2 separate regions of the Mus musculus genome follow, and region 1 is linked to region 2. A link is a loop called in an ENCODE intact Hi-C map of the cell type or tissue named here. Cell type or tissue: left cerebral cortex. All regions are shown on one strand. Each heading gives the region's core, and the rest is flanking DNA. Links, peaks and the distances in the headings are about the cores only.

Region 1 (8,203 bases), core at 2,092-7,091, 92 kb before region 2:
TAAAGGCAGGATCTATTTAATATCTATTAGGCTCAATGCCTGATCTCTATATTCTTTCAAAGCATTTTTGTTACATCCATTAGGGAACAGCAGCCATTCTATATCACAACAATTTTCTTTGTATCATACAAACATGTAACTATCATTTTTTATGAAAATGCATTCAATACTTTCTCCTATGCTGCTATGAAAAGTGAGTCATTTGTTATTTCCCCCATATTTGCAATTCACTGAAGAACTGACTGCTAGAAAAATAGTTTTCAAAAATCCTGAAATGGCATTTTACAGTTGCATTTTATAAGGGATCAATTTCCTGAAAGGATAATGCATAGTTGACTCACAGATAATAAATCAATAATTGTGGGTTTGAAATCATCAGTGAACATGGACATTAAAAGTATTAATTTATTGGCTACCTCAAACTATAATCTTTAAATATAATGAACCTTGTCATTAAATTTGGTCGACAAATGTTTGCACATGCATTGTGCTCTTTACCTATTGACTGTTTATACTTATGAGAACAAATACAGTTCATTTAGATACTTATTCCATAAGTTTTCCAAATTTCTTTTGTCTTTTCTTTTCTATTACCTACTATAGCACAATTATTCCTGAGTGAAAATAACAACTAAAACATTTTAAAAATTATTTGCATGCAATAAATGAACACAAACATAAAGTAAAAAATAGCAAGTAAAGAAATTGGTTTTCCTGATATAGCTGTCTCATGGGAGGCTAGGCCAGTGCCTGGCAAATACAGAAGTGGATGCTCACAGTCATCTATAAGATGGAACACAGGGCCCCCAGTGGAGAAGCTAGAGAAAGCGCCCAAGGAGCTGAAGGGGTCTGCAACCCTATAGGTGGAACAACAGTATGAACTAACCAGTACCCCCAGAGCTTGTGTCTCTAGCTGCATATGTAGGAGAAGATGGCCTAGTCAGCCATCACTGGGAAGAGAGGCCCCTTGGTCTTGCAAACTTTATATGCCCCAGTACAGAGGAACTCCAGGGCCAAGAAGTAGAGTGGGTGGGTAGGGGAGCAGGGCTGGGGGAGGGTATAGGGAACTTTTGGGATAGCATTTGAAATGTAAATGAAGAAAATATCTAGTAAAAAATTGAAGAAAACAGAAGAAATTGGTTTTGTTCCATTGAAATTACCAATCTTTTCATAATTTATAAACACAAAATAAGAATGAAGCTCTACAAAAGGTGAGTATTCTATAAATTTAATATTTGTGATAAATAATCAAAATTGAATAGAGAGTGTTCTTAAATTTTAAACTAAAGTAATTCTGAGCACCAAAAGCATATATTTGTCATTATACTAAAGGGACTTGGATGACATCATATTAATCCAATTTTGGACACAAAAGACAATGGCTGTAGTAATTTTATTCCTCTCTCTCTCTCTCTCTCTCTCTCTCTCTCTCTCTCTCTCTTTCTTTCTTTCTTTCTTTCTTTCACTCCCGTCTTTTTTTGTGTCTTTGTTTTAATGTGTTATTGACAGAAGATGACTTGGACTTGGTTAATTTGTGAATGCATGTGACCGTGTGTACATGTGTGTACATGTGTATATGTGCATTGTAGAGCTGCATGTGTATGTGCACTTGTGTATGTGGCTATGGATTTAGAGGTCTATAGGAATATGTATTCATATATAAATATATATGTTTATAATGTATTCATGTGCATATGTTCATATGCTTTTGTGTGTTCATTTTTTATATAAATGTAGGTATGAATATCTAAGTCTATATGTTAATTTATATAGAGAGGTGTTTATGTACTTGTACTTAATATATAATAATATATAATAATGTCATCTATACATGACATTATTTGGCTGACAATGATCCACCACCAAAGGCCATAGATTAAATAAGGAAACTCCAGTACTAGGTATGAAGAATGCTGTTTTAAAGTTATTGGTCAGGGAAATTTTAAAAAAACTAAAAAAAAAATTTAGAATACTACTGTTGTCCATGTTTATATTCCAGAGGTAGAAGGCAAGTCCCTGTTGCTGAAGACACCATGCTCTGTGAATATAAGAATTGGGGGATTAAACATGGATGTGACTTTAAAGCCTCTTCAATGAGAACTGGGTTTCATGGTACCAGAAGTAGGTACTATACATGATGCTAAAAGAAGGAAGCAATCAATAGCTATATCCAGCTTTGAAGCCTATCTGGGTAGTGGCTAAGAGCTGCCTAACTGGATTTTTAAAAATTAATAATTAATTAATTTTTATTCTTCCCCGTCCACCCTCCGACTGTTCCACCTCCCATACCTCCTCGGCCCCCACTCCTTTACCCCACCTGACCTTCATTCAACAGGAAATGCCTGGTATTAGAAATCTAGTCAATTTCCTGTGTCTAGAGAGGTCATGAATCTTAAAGAAAAACCCGTGCATACAACTTTTATAAACTAGTATAATCCCTAACTGCATTGTAAATAAGTGTCCTTATATGCACAGGTAAGTATTGTTCTCATCTCTAATCAAGGAAGCTTCACATTTTAGAGATTGTTAATGTTGCAGAAAACTAACATGTGTCAAATGCAGAGAACAAATGACCATGGAGTGCATAACTACAGTGTATGCATCTGCAACAGAACTCCTGTATCAATGGCTCAGGGAACATCATGAACGTGAAGAAAAGATTATTGAGAGCCAGACAGAAAACCACTAAGTCTGCTGTGAGTTTATATATTCTAGAAATGACAGGGAACCAACACTCATGACACCCTAATGTAGTATGTCTATTACATAGTATATAACAATATCAATACTAGTACACATGTTATCGTGGGAGGAGTAAATATTTTCAGTCCCCATACCTAAAGAGAGAACTACAGGCACATAAGGAATGCTGAGAGTGGAAGGCTACATCTTCCACAGGGAAAACCCTCCCAATTTCTCATCTAAGTGGTCTGCCCTGAAATCATACAACAATAAGACATATATTTAACATCAAAGTTAAAAGCAAACAAGGCATGAACTTGAGAAGGAGCAGTGTATATGAGAGAAACTGAAAGGAAAATGAGAATAGTATAGAATGCTATTTAATTGATAATTTTAAAAAAGCAGTAAGTTCTTTAATCAAAATTTTTTAGTTGAAATAGTTTTTTTTAATGCAAAATCTGTTAGCCAGTTAGCAATCTTCTTTTAGATGACTTAGCTGTGGACACCAACAAAGTTATGTTAATGTCCATTTTAATAGAGGGAATGAATAATATTTCCTCAGAAGTACAATTTTGTTTATAAAAGGAGTATTTACTGATGGTAGACAGAAGAAAACCTAATAAAGTATGTTTTCATGCACGATTTTTAAATATTGATGCTAGTTCTCAGAATAAGGAAAATATAGGAAGAGATGAAGACCATGCACTACACAAACTCACAAAGACAGTAGAGAACTGAGTTGTGAGAACAGAAAGCTTGTAAAATATTTATTTTACTCTTCTAAGAAGAATGCAATAAAAAGCTCTGCCTTTGTTGCATAACAACTTGCTCCACATGAGTACTTACTGGGGATATAAGAGCACAACCCACAGTTTTTATTCTTTATCCAGACTTCTATCACCCAGCTGTCCTTAGCCTCAATTTTCTCATAATTAGTTGTGAGTCTGGTCCATTCACTTAATGGTCCTGATAAAGTGGTCTCCCTTCATCTGCTCCTTGATCACATTCATTGGGTGCAAGATAATTAACATTGGTTACAAGTGTGACCTCCAATAGAGTAGAAAACAGGATTTTAACTACACTTGATAAAGTATTTTCTTCCTGTTCCTGTTATTCCTTTCTCCTTTGATGTTAAAAATGCTACCAAGAGAAACAAATATCACAGAGACTACACTGGTCTATATGAGGTTCTCCTCTGGGTATATTATAGCTTTCAGCTTTGTAATTTTTATTTCTTCATGTTTTGTCTGTTTATTTACTATTGTTTTGTTTTGTTGTTGTTTTTCAAAATTGGGTTTCTCTGTATAGACTTCACTCTTGGAATTCTGTCTGTAAATTCAGGCTGGTTCAAACTCAGAAATCTGCCTGCCTCTGCCTCCTCAGTACTTGAATTAAAAGCATGCACCCCACTAGTGCCTAGCTCAGCTTAATACTTTTATGGCTCTATTGATACACTGTGACAGCTGTGACATACTACTTACACCTGAAGCACAGTCCTTGGGTCTCCAACTTCACCTCCATCACCAATAGTCAACGTGTCATAGCCAATCTCCAAATCAAATTCTTCAAAGTTTATCTGGATGACCTAGTGGTAAATAAAAACAAACACCTTAAGTATGTTGAATTATGTAATGAAAACCAAAAATTTAAAATTTATGGCAGAAAATTAAAAATAATATGAGACTATCTATGAATATCACCTTATGGCAGAAGATCTCACCAAAGTATCCAAGCTCAGTGACTATATAAGTCACTCAGTTTTCATTTGCTATATTTTAACTTCTGTATTAAATTTTCAAAGAAATGACATGATTTCTGTTTATAGAACACTCATTTTGATTTTAAGCATGATTAATGCAAATCCACTTTGGGATGGCTTTATAAAAAGTACATGTGGGAGAGAGTAATTTTCCACACATTTCCACATACTTTTTTTTTTATAAACTAACAGAGGAAAAATGTATGCCATTTCCCTTAACTCATAAAGCTGAAAAATGTGAGAGCCAAATTTGAATCTCAATGAGTATATTTAGTGTTACCGGTGTATTTTACGTTTACTAGCAGAATCCTTCAAGCATAGTAAAACATATTCACACAACTGAAGAAATATAATTTGAGAGACACATTAGAATATAGCAGATAATTTGGAATTGATTTTTACAAAAACATCTTATACACTATTTCCATAGTCATTTCAAACTATAGTTAAATTGAAATGAAGTATTTTACATCACAGAGAAAAACAAAGTAATTCTGTGCAGAAAAAGTTGCATAAATGTGTTTAACTACAACCAAGCCTTCAATACATATTAATAAATAATATGGTATTAATATCTCTGTATATGGGAATAATTGTCAGAACTGCCTAACATTTCTAGAAAAGGGTAAAGAAGATGTTTTCAAATTCAACTACAGCATATGTAAAATGTGTAAAAAAGTGTATAGTTTATACAATCACATTTTAATGTTTTTGCTTAGAATTAAAGTTTTATTTATCTATACTTATATATCATTCATTTTATTCAATTCAGACTGTCAAAAGATGTTTAAATGATGATCTCAACTATAGGCTGAGACGTTGGAATTGTGGTCCTGAGTTATTGATGCTGCTCAGATACACGTAGGAGGTGTTCACTTGCTGGAGGAAGTATGTCTCTATTTGTAAATAAAAAAGTAGATTTGGTTCTTTGCAGTTCAGGCCTTGCTCAGGTGGAAAAAAAAACAAACTAATTAAAATTAGAATTTTAGACCTACCATTAAATATCTTAAACTTCTGAACCAGGTTTGCTAGTTCAGATTAGCTTTATATTTATCAGCTGCATTGCATAATGTGATAAAATCTTTTGGGAGATTTGTGTTGTGTAAAACTTGGAAATGTTTTGACATTTTCTACCAACCTCACTAGTTTGAAAACTGCCTTTTAGAGAAACCATGGAGGAAGCATTTGGTAGAATATTCAGTTCTCAAAAATCAATTTCCTTTTTTAGGTAGGCAATATAATTCCTTCCATATTACTTAGGACAATGCCTAAGTAAAGGCAAAGTGCATCTCCTGATTAGTTTATTTCACAGAGGAAACCTCAGTGGATACTGCAGAGGTAATTAAAGCCTTTGACTAATCAGCATTAAGTTAATCAAAGGTAGGCTTTCCTGGGAGTGGACATGTTTTATTTTAGATATTGTAACTTCCTTCTGCCAAATTTGTTTTCTTTTATAACTTGTATCTCTTTTTAAAATTACATTTACTTATTCATTCACTTTACGACCCAGAATCTGCCCTTCCTCTCCTCCCAGTGTTTTACTTAAACACACATTTATGAAGCTTTTGTTCAATCGTTTTGTTAATAGTCTGGTTATTTTCAAAATGGAGTACACAGGCACTTATACATCCTGTTTGTAATAAATTATCCTTTTATATGCTTGTGACTTTTATTAACTTTGGGAAATTAGTCATCTCTTCATTCTTTCTCCTTCACCCTTCTAGAAATTGAAGTTGATATAAATTAGATGCTGTATTGCTACATCCATCTCTCTTAGTTCTCATCCTGTTGTGATGAAATATTCTGAGAAAAGCACTCAGGAGAAAGTGATTATTCTGGCCCATAGTTTAAATATAACCTCTCTCACGGAAAGGGAGTCAAAGCAACAGGGTATTTGAAGCAGCTTTTAACATAACATTAAAGTTAGAAAGCAGAGATGTGAAATACTTTCTGCCAGAGGCCCATCTGCCAAGTGATTTTAGGTTTTACAAGTTTACAGTTAACAATAACAGCCAATGCAGACTATTCATAACACATAAATGTCCACTTCTTATATTCATATATTATTCATTCAGTGTTTCCTTGGATTGCCTCAGGTATGACATGTAGAAGTAAGGTGGTAGTGCCATTATTACACGTAGCCCTGGTGGACTAAGTCAACAATATAGCATAATATACCAAACAGACAGGAGAAAAATCCTTCCCATGGTGATGCATGGAGAACAGTACATTATTGTTAAAAAATAAAACAGTAAAAAATCAGTCAGAGCTAAGGACTAAGCATCAAAGGGATCTTGTTGAATGCCATAAGAAATGAATGTTGGGGAAACACCTCAGTTGTTGATTGACCTATATAACAAAATGTAGCAAAAAGGGAGAAGTAATGAATGGAAAAAAGGTTGCACTGACTGCAGGTTACTTCTGAACTTGAAAAAGTACCTAGATCTGAATATCAAACCACAGGACAGCAAAAAGCCAATCAAAACCAGAAAGACGAATGTAATGCCCTACAGCTCATTATTCCTGTATTAGAGGATAAACTGAGGAAATAGTCCAAGAAGAAACAAAAATTATCCGCAGGTAGGTGTCTGGGAAGCTCCAGGATTCCAATTACCTCATCACAAGATGATTCTAGCACAGCCTAGGAGACCTCAAATCAAGCACAGCTACATAAAGAGTATCTAGAGTCCAAAAGAAACCATTGCCTGTTAGGTGACAGGATGGCAGGCTTCCTAATGGAAGCTATGTGCGAGCACATAGAAGGGACTTGCCTGTGAAAGTTATCATCACAGCAGCTAACTATTAAGTGAATCTAGCTTCCTTTGGATTGTATCACTAAAACCTTTTGTAGATGCTCTCTCTTCATTTCCTGTCTCTCAGGAAATGTTCTGCTTCAGGTAAAGACTTGAAAGTCTTTAATATACGTGGTTGGAAGTCAAAGTAATTCAGTGGAGTTCAGTTCAGGTCCCTGGTTATTGGCCACTGGAGGCCTGGGCTGGAGGTTATGCTTTGGAAAACATGTGGAGACAGATGTAAATTCAAGGGTTCCCTGTCTCACAGTAAGGCTGAAATCATAAGCATTAAATTTAATAGTGCTAGAGCCTACGTTTTAGCAGCTTCAAATTATTTTGCAAACCAAATTTGGGTTGTCAACGATTACTAATTATGGCACATATCCACAGGATATATTGGAAGATGATCTAGGCCTAAATTATTATGAAAACTTCATGAATGTTCTCAGGAAGTCATAACAGGGCCCCAAAACTCCGGGATCTATGTAGTGAAGTCTGAATGAGAATAGTATTTTCAGGATCCAGGTGCAATGATATTGTCTGCACCAAGCAAGAAAATTCATTTGTAGGACATATGCTTAGAAAGTACGAATGTGTTATCGTGGATGCTCACTACTCTGGCCTTAAACTCAGAGAATGAGGTCCCTTGGTCCCATGCTGAGAGTCACTGATACCTCAACAAATTCTGTCAAGCAGGCAGATATTCTTTTTTTTTAATAATTTTTATAATTTATTTTTTACATTCCATATTCCATTCCTTGCCCCTCTCAATCCACCCTCTGTCTGCTCAACATCCCACACCTCCTCCTCATACCCCTGTCTCCACATGGAAGCCCCCAACCCTACTTCACCTGACCTCTAAACTACACGGGGCCTTGAGATTCTTGAGGGTTAGGTGCATCATCTCTGAAAGAGCACAGACAGAAATCCTCTGCTGTATGTATGCTAGGGGCCTCATATCAGCTGGTGT
Region 2 (8,203 bases), core at 1,626-6,625:
TATTTACAAAATTTACAAAAGTAAAATAGTCATCTTTCTCCACCTCATGCCCTAGAGCTGTTACTCACATTGTGAATTTTATTATGGTATATTTCCCATTTTTAAAATGACTTACATAATATTTTTGCCTGGTTAACATACAATATTATTTCAATCTTTCTCAAATAAAATTGCAAATCATTGTCCCTGGTATTTTAACATAGTCTACTGCGTATTTCTTAGATTTGTGAGTATGATTTGCCATTAATGCAAAATAATAGTAATTTCTATATTCTGTATCACATATAGCATAGAATTTACCATAATCACTCATGCTTAGTGTTGAATAAAATGATTAATAAATTAATAACTTAATGGATAGATAATTTATGGAAAGATTGGATATAGTAATTAAGAAGTGGTATTGTGGTTTGTAAGTCAACACACAGGACTTCTGCTTTCCCTTGACGTTTTTGTCCTGTCTTCTCTGAGCCACCCACCTCCTCCACTATTCTCACAAGTGCATAACACTGTATTGTAAAACTCAAAACTCTTGGCTATTTGGAGCCACCCAATGAATACTGATTTGGCACACCAAAATAATTTGTTCAGGGTACTATTATGAAATTTGTTAAATGTTTTAAAATTAATAGTATTACAGTTCTCCCCACAATTATCACTTATTAAATATGCAGAAATCACAAATAAGTATGCCAATCATTGTAAAAGCTGATAATATGCATAAGCTTCATTTTGTGGATCCACTGTATATTCAAATAAAACAGTTTTTTCATAATTTTAAAAAAGCAAATACTTTATATATATGTATACCTAATTTAGAAAATGATATTTAATTTTGCACAGTTATGTTAATTATTACTATCTTTTAGTAATAATTTAGTTTATAATTTGCCATTTTCCATGTGAAATTATGTCCCTTTAAAAATAACAATTTCCTGATTGCTCAACCATACAATTTGAGGACAGCAACTATATTAATGATTTCTCAAAGGCACAGTACACTAATAGTGCTATTTACGGCACTCTCTAGAACAAAAGCATATTTATTCTGTCCAAGCACCCATGAGACTTGAGAACAGCTCTTCATTCAGACGCACAGTGGATAGTCATTTTAAAACTTCAATTACTATGTCAGCAGGTTCTCTCCATTACTATTCCCAGAACCAAGGCAAGTGGTTTCTAGTAGCAACTAATGGCTTATAAGCCATACACATGTGTGCCTTGCAAGAAATAAGCAGGTAAATCTTTGTACATATGGTAAAGATTTGCAGAAATAAGGTAAGTTACAATGGAATAGTAGCAATAGATGACTTTTGAATACATACGTTTTTTATATGTCCCAGTCGACAATGGTAGAATACATATTCCTAAAGATATATGTGATACTAGGATGTATGTTAGAATCCAAGAGAAGCAGAATTAACATTTAAAAAACACTCTGGACATTGCAATGAGTGCGCAACTGTAACATTTATGAAAAATGACAGAACAGGTAATTTCCGTCTTAGAACAATCTTTAATCAACATGGTTCATCCAGTTTTATGAAAGAAATATCTTGAATAAAAGAAAAAGGTTTATCATCCTGTTTTGCTTTATACATAGATCTTAAATTCCATAATTTGGTGCTAACTCCGTGTGTTTGCTTTTGTTCCCATGTGAACATTAATATAATTTGCTGGATTAAATCAAGCCTTTTAACATTGTTTTTTATGAAAAATGTACATAGGAAGATTAGGAAACTTTAGGATACTTGAAACACATAACTTACAAGCCATAATAATTTTTTATAGCTGTAATTTAATCTTGAGTGTTGGCCAGCACAGAATACTGATAGATCCCATGAAACAGGATATTCTGTATTTGTTTCACAAAGTGCTTTAACATGTCTTAGGATTTAATGCTTTTTTGGTGTCCTTGTTGTATGCATATGTTAAAACAACATTCTGTGTATGCTTGTATGATGGTTGTATACATGAAAGTCAATATATCTGTATGTTTGGCAACTATAATACTTTACACAGTAGAGTATCATTTTTGTTTAAAAATTAACACACTGTTATGTGAAAACACTTATTTAGTCTTATCTAACTTTTATTACAGTTTTAAGATAGAATATCATATAGCCTAAGTTGGCTTAGATCTTCCCAGTTAGCTGACAATGATTTTGAACTATTCACCACCTTGCCCCTACCACCTAAATGATTGGACTATGAATATATATCTTTGTACCTAGAAGTATGTTGTGGTTTACATATCTTTGTCCCATGGGAAGTGGCACTATTATGAGGAGTGGCTTATAAGAAGAAGTATTGCATTGTTAGAAAAAGTGTGTCACTATGGAGGTGGGGTTTTGAGGTCTCTATGCTTCAAGTCTACCCAGCATGGAATGCTACTTACCTCTTGGCAGCCCATGGATTACAGTCTCTTCTCTGTTGCTTTTGTTTTTGTTTGTTTGTTTGTTTGGTTGGTTGGTTTTGTTTTTCCAAGATGTCGGGCATAAACAAGTTTGATGCTGGTTCCTTTTTTTTTTTTTTTTTAAGATTTACTTATTCATTTAATTTATATTAAATGAATGTTGCTGTCTTCAGACACACCAGAAGAGGGCATCTGATCCCATTACAGATCGTTGTGAGGCACCACGTGGTTACTGGGACTTGATCTCAGGACCTCTAGAAGAGCAGTCAGTGCTCTTAACTGCTGAGCCATTTCTCCAGCCCTTTAATCAAGTATAGAAATCTTGGCTCCTCCAGTACCATGTATGCCTGGATGCTACAATGCTTCCTTCTGTGACAGTGATAAACTAAATAAACCTCTGAAACTGTAAGTCAGTCCAAGTTAAATGTAGTAATTTATAAGACTTGTGTTGGTTATGGTTTCTCTTCACAGCAATGGAAACTCTATGATGTATTTAACTCTTGATGGCTGTCTCTTGTGTGACTATGCCGGGGCCTGGCAAACACAGAAATGGATGCTCACAGTCAGCTATTGGATGGAACACAGGGCCCCCAATGGAGGAGCTAGAGAAAGTACCCAAGGAGCTGAAGGGATCTGCAATCCTATAGGTGGAACAACAATATGAACTAACCAATACCTCCCCCCCCGCCCCCAGATATCATGTCTCTAGCTGCATAGAATCAGAAGATGGCCTAGTCAGCCATCAGTGAAAAGAAAGGCCCATTGGTCCTGCAAACCTTAGATGCCTCAGTACAGGGGGACGCCAGGGCCAAGAAGTGGGAGTGGGAGGGTGGGGGAGTGGGTGGGGAAGCGTGTGGGGGACTTTTACGATAGCATTGGAAATGTAAATGAAATAAATACCCAATTAAAAAATCTGAACAATAAGTTCAAAATATAGAATAGTTGTTGTAGTATTTTTAGCAAAAATAAACTCATTTGTCATTCAACCAAAAAAAGTCTATAATTTTCATTGTACTAATAAAGTACTTTTAGTGTTATTATATTACATACCATCTTATAAAACTTTAAAATAAAAATGATAAGAGGAATTAAATCAATACGGGTCCAAAATTACCAAGTGAGTACAGTGCACTACTTTGTGTTTTATATTTTTTTCTTTGTGTTTCCCTTTTTGATGCTCTGAAATCTGGCTTTTCCTCCCCGTCTTATAAGAATCCTCTAAACAAAACGTTGCAGTCATTTAAGATTTGGAAAGCTGCATTGCTCTCAGCCTTATGCTTTTCACTTCTAAAATGGAGATGGTAATGTCTCCATCAAGTTTTTTTTGGAGAAGCAAATGAGACAAAGTATATGCAGTTGTTAACATAATGCCTGGCACATAGTGAATGCTAAAAATAGCAGTGACAATGTTGTAGTAACTGTGGATTCCCTCCCACATAACTCCATTTTCAGCTCCTTCATATTTATTAACAACACAAGATTGTTCTATTCATATACACTTGAATATCATTTTTAATCCTTTCTTATTACATTTTACTTCTATATCTAGCCAATCCTGAAATATCTTTTCTCTTTATAGTACCTAGTACATATGCCCCTTCTCTATTCTGACATCTTTCTCATTATATCTAAGAAGAATCCCCTGGGTGTGGTGACTTAAAAAAGGCTCCCAGTAAGAACTAAAAAGTTACAACTGATATGCTAAGAAATGCAGAAATGTAGCAATTATAAGTAATCACAGATACACAATCAAGCAATAGAAATGGAAAAGGTGAATTCAAAATAGAGCTTCATAAAGGTTTGTAGCTCATACTTATAAACACTTGCAACTGCCAAATTAGAGGGATCAACACAAGGGATTAATATATCAATGAGAGTGTAGCCTGGTGTAAATAAGTTTGAGGTCAGTTGGGTATATATATAGCAAGACCTTGTCTCAAAAGTAAAAGTTTATAATAAAGAGTGCTTGTATAATTTTGTAAGAATTTTTTATTTGAAGAAATGTAGTGGGTGTGGGAGCTAGGACAAAAGAGGAGGGGTGGAGTGTGGGTAGAACAGTTTTTCAGTTAGCAGTCAGGTTTTAAAAAGAGGAAAAGGAACAAGCAAACCAGATGGCAAAGAGGCAGTCAGAAGGTAGGGAGAGTGTTCGACAATATAGAAGCTAAAAAAAGAGATAACATTGTGTAATGATATTCAGACCTTGTCTTCAATGAAATCATAGTTATTTTGATGCTCTGTTAAAACACAGGACCTAGTGTTTGAGTTTGAGAAGTAGGTTTTATTTCTATGTGCATAAACTCTAAGTACTTGCTATATGTGAATATGCTCATCCTTGTGGTGTGGTTCTTGCAAGCATTGTGGTTTATATCGAAGTATATCAGTCCATTAGTTTCAGTGTCTAAAACTTATGGTATGGATTCTATAAGCCAACTGTATGAGCTATCAGAATGTACTGTGTTACACCATAAGAGGTCACTGGAGTCTGAAAACAATTGTAATAAACGTACTTTAATGCATATGAGCTTACCTCTGAAATGATGAAGTATTCTAATCTGGCTACTTTGGCTTCACTTCATTTATTCTCTAGATATTAAAGACCACTTTTCCTTCAAAATATTTTTCATATATATATATATATATATATATATATATGTGTGTGTGTGTGTGTGTGTGTGTGTGTGTGTGTAGCATGTTTATATATGTATATGTTATAACACACAAAGATTTGTTAATAGTGTCAATTAAATTTTCAACCATAATTTGATAAAAATAGAAAAGGAAGTGCCCTTTCATTTTACAGAAATAATTTATTTGAAGAATTATGTTAGAAGTTGGAGTAAGAACAAAGATAAACACATATAAGCACACAGTCACATAAACACACACACACACACACACAGAGAGAGAGAGAGAGAGAGAGAGAGAGAGAGAGAGAGAGAGAGAGAGAGAGAGACCTGGAGAGAAAGGAGAATGAGGATATACTTTGTGATAACTAGTAATGTATAAATTGTAACCAATTATTACTTGGCTTTAGGTTAAATTCAGTTAAACTGAGTTTTTATTCCCAGTGATAGCCCTCACCACTATAAAGTGATAAGTTCTACAAGTGAAGTTGGAATTTGGTTTAAAATATCCATTTCACTTACATAGCAAAAGTAATTGAAGTATTTACAAAGATGAAAGACAATTTCTAATGCTTGTTATTAAATGTGTTCAGATTCAGCTGTAATCTCTAGGATTATTAATTTGAAAACTCTTTAGATTAAAAACACAGTGGTCCCAAGCCTCTCTAAATTTGTTAAAAACACAAGGATAATGATAATTCAAAGAGTATATATTAAAGTTTATTTTTAATGCTGAGCAAATTAAAAAAAATAAGCATCACTGTATCTTCACAGAATATCCTATTATAATACTTTTCTTTACCTTTACATACAGGCCTGTGGTCACTCCAAGCAGCAAACATAAACACACACACACACACACACACAGAGAGAGAGAGAGAGAGAGAGAGAGAGAGAGAGAGAGAGAGAGAGAGAGAGAGAGAGAGAGAGAGACCTGGAGAGAAAGGAGAATGAGGATATACTTTGTGATAACTAGTAATGTATAAATTGTAAACAATTATTACTTGGCTTTAGGTTAAATTCAGTTAAACTGAGCTTTTATTCCCAGTGATAGCCCTCACCACTATAAAGTGATAAGTTCTACAAGTGAAGTTGGAATTTGGTTTAAAATATCCATTTCTAATGCTTGTTATTAAATGTGTTCAGATTCAGCTGTAATCTCTAGGATTATTAATTTGAAAACTCTTTAGATTAAAAACACAGTGGTCCCAAGCCTCTCTAAATTTGTTAAAAACACAAGGATAATGATAATTCAAAGAGTATATATTAAAGTTTATTTTTAATGCTGAGCAAATTAAAAAAAATAAGCATCACTGTATCTTCACAGAATATCCTATTATAATACTTTTCTTTACCTTTACATACAGGCCTGTGGTCACTCCAAGCAGCAAACACTTCAGCTATCCTTTGACAAGTAATGCTTTTTGCTCCCTGTAGGACATAATCTTCATCACAGGAGAACTGCACAGTGGATCCAAGGCTACAATTGACCAAACATAAGAAATATCTTTTAGAAAGACAGAATGTGGTGATAAGCTCTACATCTATAGACTCTATTCAATAGGCCAAATTTGTAATAAATTTTAAGAAATAAATGAAACATACAACATATATAGTTATGCATTAAAAGTAAAGATGAATCTTCTATAAATATGTTCATTGGCAAGAATGAAATCAGACATTTCTCCAAATTCTAAAAGTATAATTACCAAATGACCAATATTCCCTACCTGAGTGAATATGCAACCTACTTATAACTTAATATAGATATGGTTGCACATCTATTTATTGCTATACTATTCACAATAACAAGGAACTAGCATCAGCATGCATGAATAGAAAATTTCAAAATTGGCTCAAAAATGCATATGGCTAGACAAATACAATGTTCTCTCTTCTCTGTAGAACCAAGTTATAATGTATGTTTACATGTTGAAGAGTTTGGTTACATGTCACAAAATTAGATATTGTCTATGAATATACTTTAAAAAAACTGTATTCAAACAAATTATAAAATCTAATGGAAATAGATATTTTTCCTGATAGGTACTATATACCAAAGTCTAGTCAAAATCAGTTTAACAATTCAAATAGACCTTTAACTCCTATAGAAATATAAACAGTCATTAAAATTCTCCCAAGCTAAAAGAGCTCAGGGGTAGATGGTTTTACCATAGAATTCTACCATGTATTCAAAGAAGTGTTAAAGCCAATACTCCAGATCCAGGAAAGAGAATAGAAGGAGCATTGCCTAATGTATTTTATGAGGCTACAGTTGTCCTGATACATAAACCATATAAAGACTCAGTAAAGAAGGAATTATTGATTATTTTTTCTCATGGACATAGATATAAAAATACTCAATAAAATATTTTAAGATGGCCTAGTCGGCCATCAATGGGAAGAGAGGCCCCCTTGCTATTGCAAACTTTATATGCCCCAGTACAGGGGAATGCCAGGACCAAGAAGCGGGAGTGGGTGGGTAGGGGAGCAGGGTGGGGGGAGGGTATAGGGAACTTTCAGGATAGCATTTGAAATGTATATAAAGAAAATATCTAATAAAAAAGGAGAAGAATATGATTCCTTAAAAAAACTGCTTTAAAACAAAATCCAAGAACATATCTAAAAGATAATCTACCCTATCACACAACCTTCATCCCAATGATGCAGAGATGATAAAAAATATAAAAATTAATAAATGTATTCCACAATATAAAAAAAACTGAAAGGAAAGAACCACATAATCATTTCATTAGATACAGAAAAATCTTTAGATAAAATCTGATACCCTTCATGATAAATGTCTTGGAGAGGTTAGGGACACAAGGGACACACCTGCACATAATAATGGGAATTTATAACAAACTTATAGCTAACATTGAATTAAATGGAGACAAAGTCAAAGCAATTTAACTAAAGTCAAGAACAAGACGAAGCTGTCTACTCTCTCTCTATATATATTCAACATAGTATTTAAATTTTTTGGAAGAGCAATAAGCCAACTAAAATAATACTTATTAGAGAAGAAGAAGTCAAAGTAATGTTATTTTCAGATAATATAATAGTATAAGTAAGTGAACCTAAAATTCCACCAGGAAACTAGGGAACACTTATAGCTGATAAATATTTTAATCAAAGTGGCTGGATATAAGATTAACTCAAA

The links. Peaks named below come from ENCODE experiments on the same cell type or tissue, not always from the same donor. Only the 100,000 strongest peaks of a DNase experiment are listed, where the experiment ranks them.
Region 1: it touches region 2 in a loop (11-fold over the local background); 3 of 42 quality-filtered maps call a loop at or near these places.

The regions. Positions count from the first base shown.
Region 1 is chr15:48,156,861-48,165,063 of GRCm38, forward strand. Csmd3 (CUB and Sushi multiple domains 3) reads right to left here. Exons shown (of 71, transcript NM_001081391.2): 12 at 4,164-4,267. It also overlaps the pseudogene Gm18742. Among named protein-coding and RNA genes, the nearest start is that of Gm23530, 360 kb to the left of the region's middle. In left cerebral cortex, for the core only: no CTCF peak of the experiment used is centred there; DNase peaks (open chromatin) are centred at 4,587 and 6,384; H3K27ac peaks cover 373 bases.
Region 2 is chr15:48,249,130-48,257,332 of GRCm38, forward strand. Csmd3 (CUB and Sushi multiple domains 3) reads right to left here. Exons shown (of 71, transcript NM_001081391.2): 10 at 6,396-6,520. Among named protein-coding and RNA genes, the nearest start is that of Gm23530, 450 kb to the left of the region's middle. In left cerebral cortex, for the core only: a CTCF peak has its summit at 2,567 (motif pointing right); DNase peaks (open chromatin) are centred at 3,730 and 4,516; H3K27ac peaks cover 1,324 bases.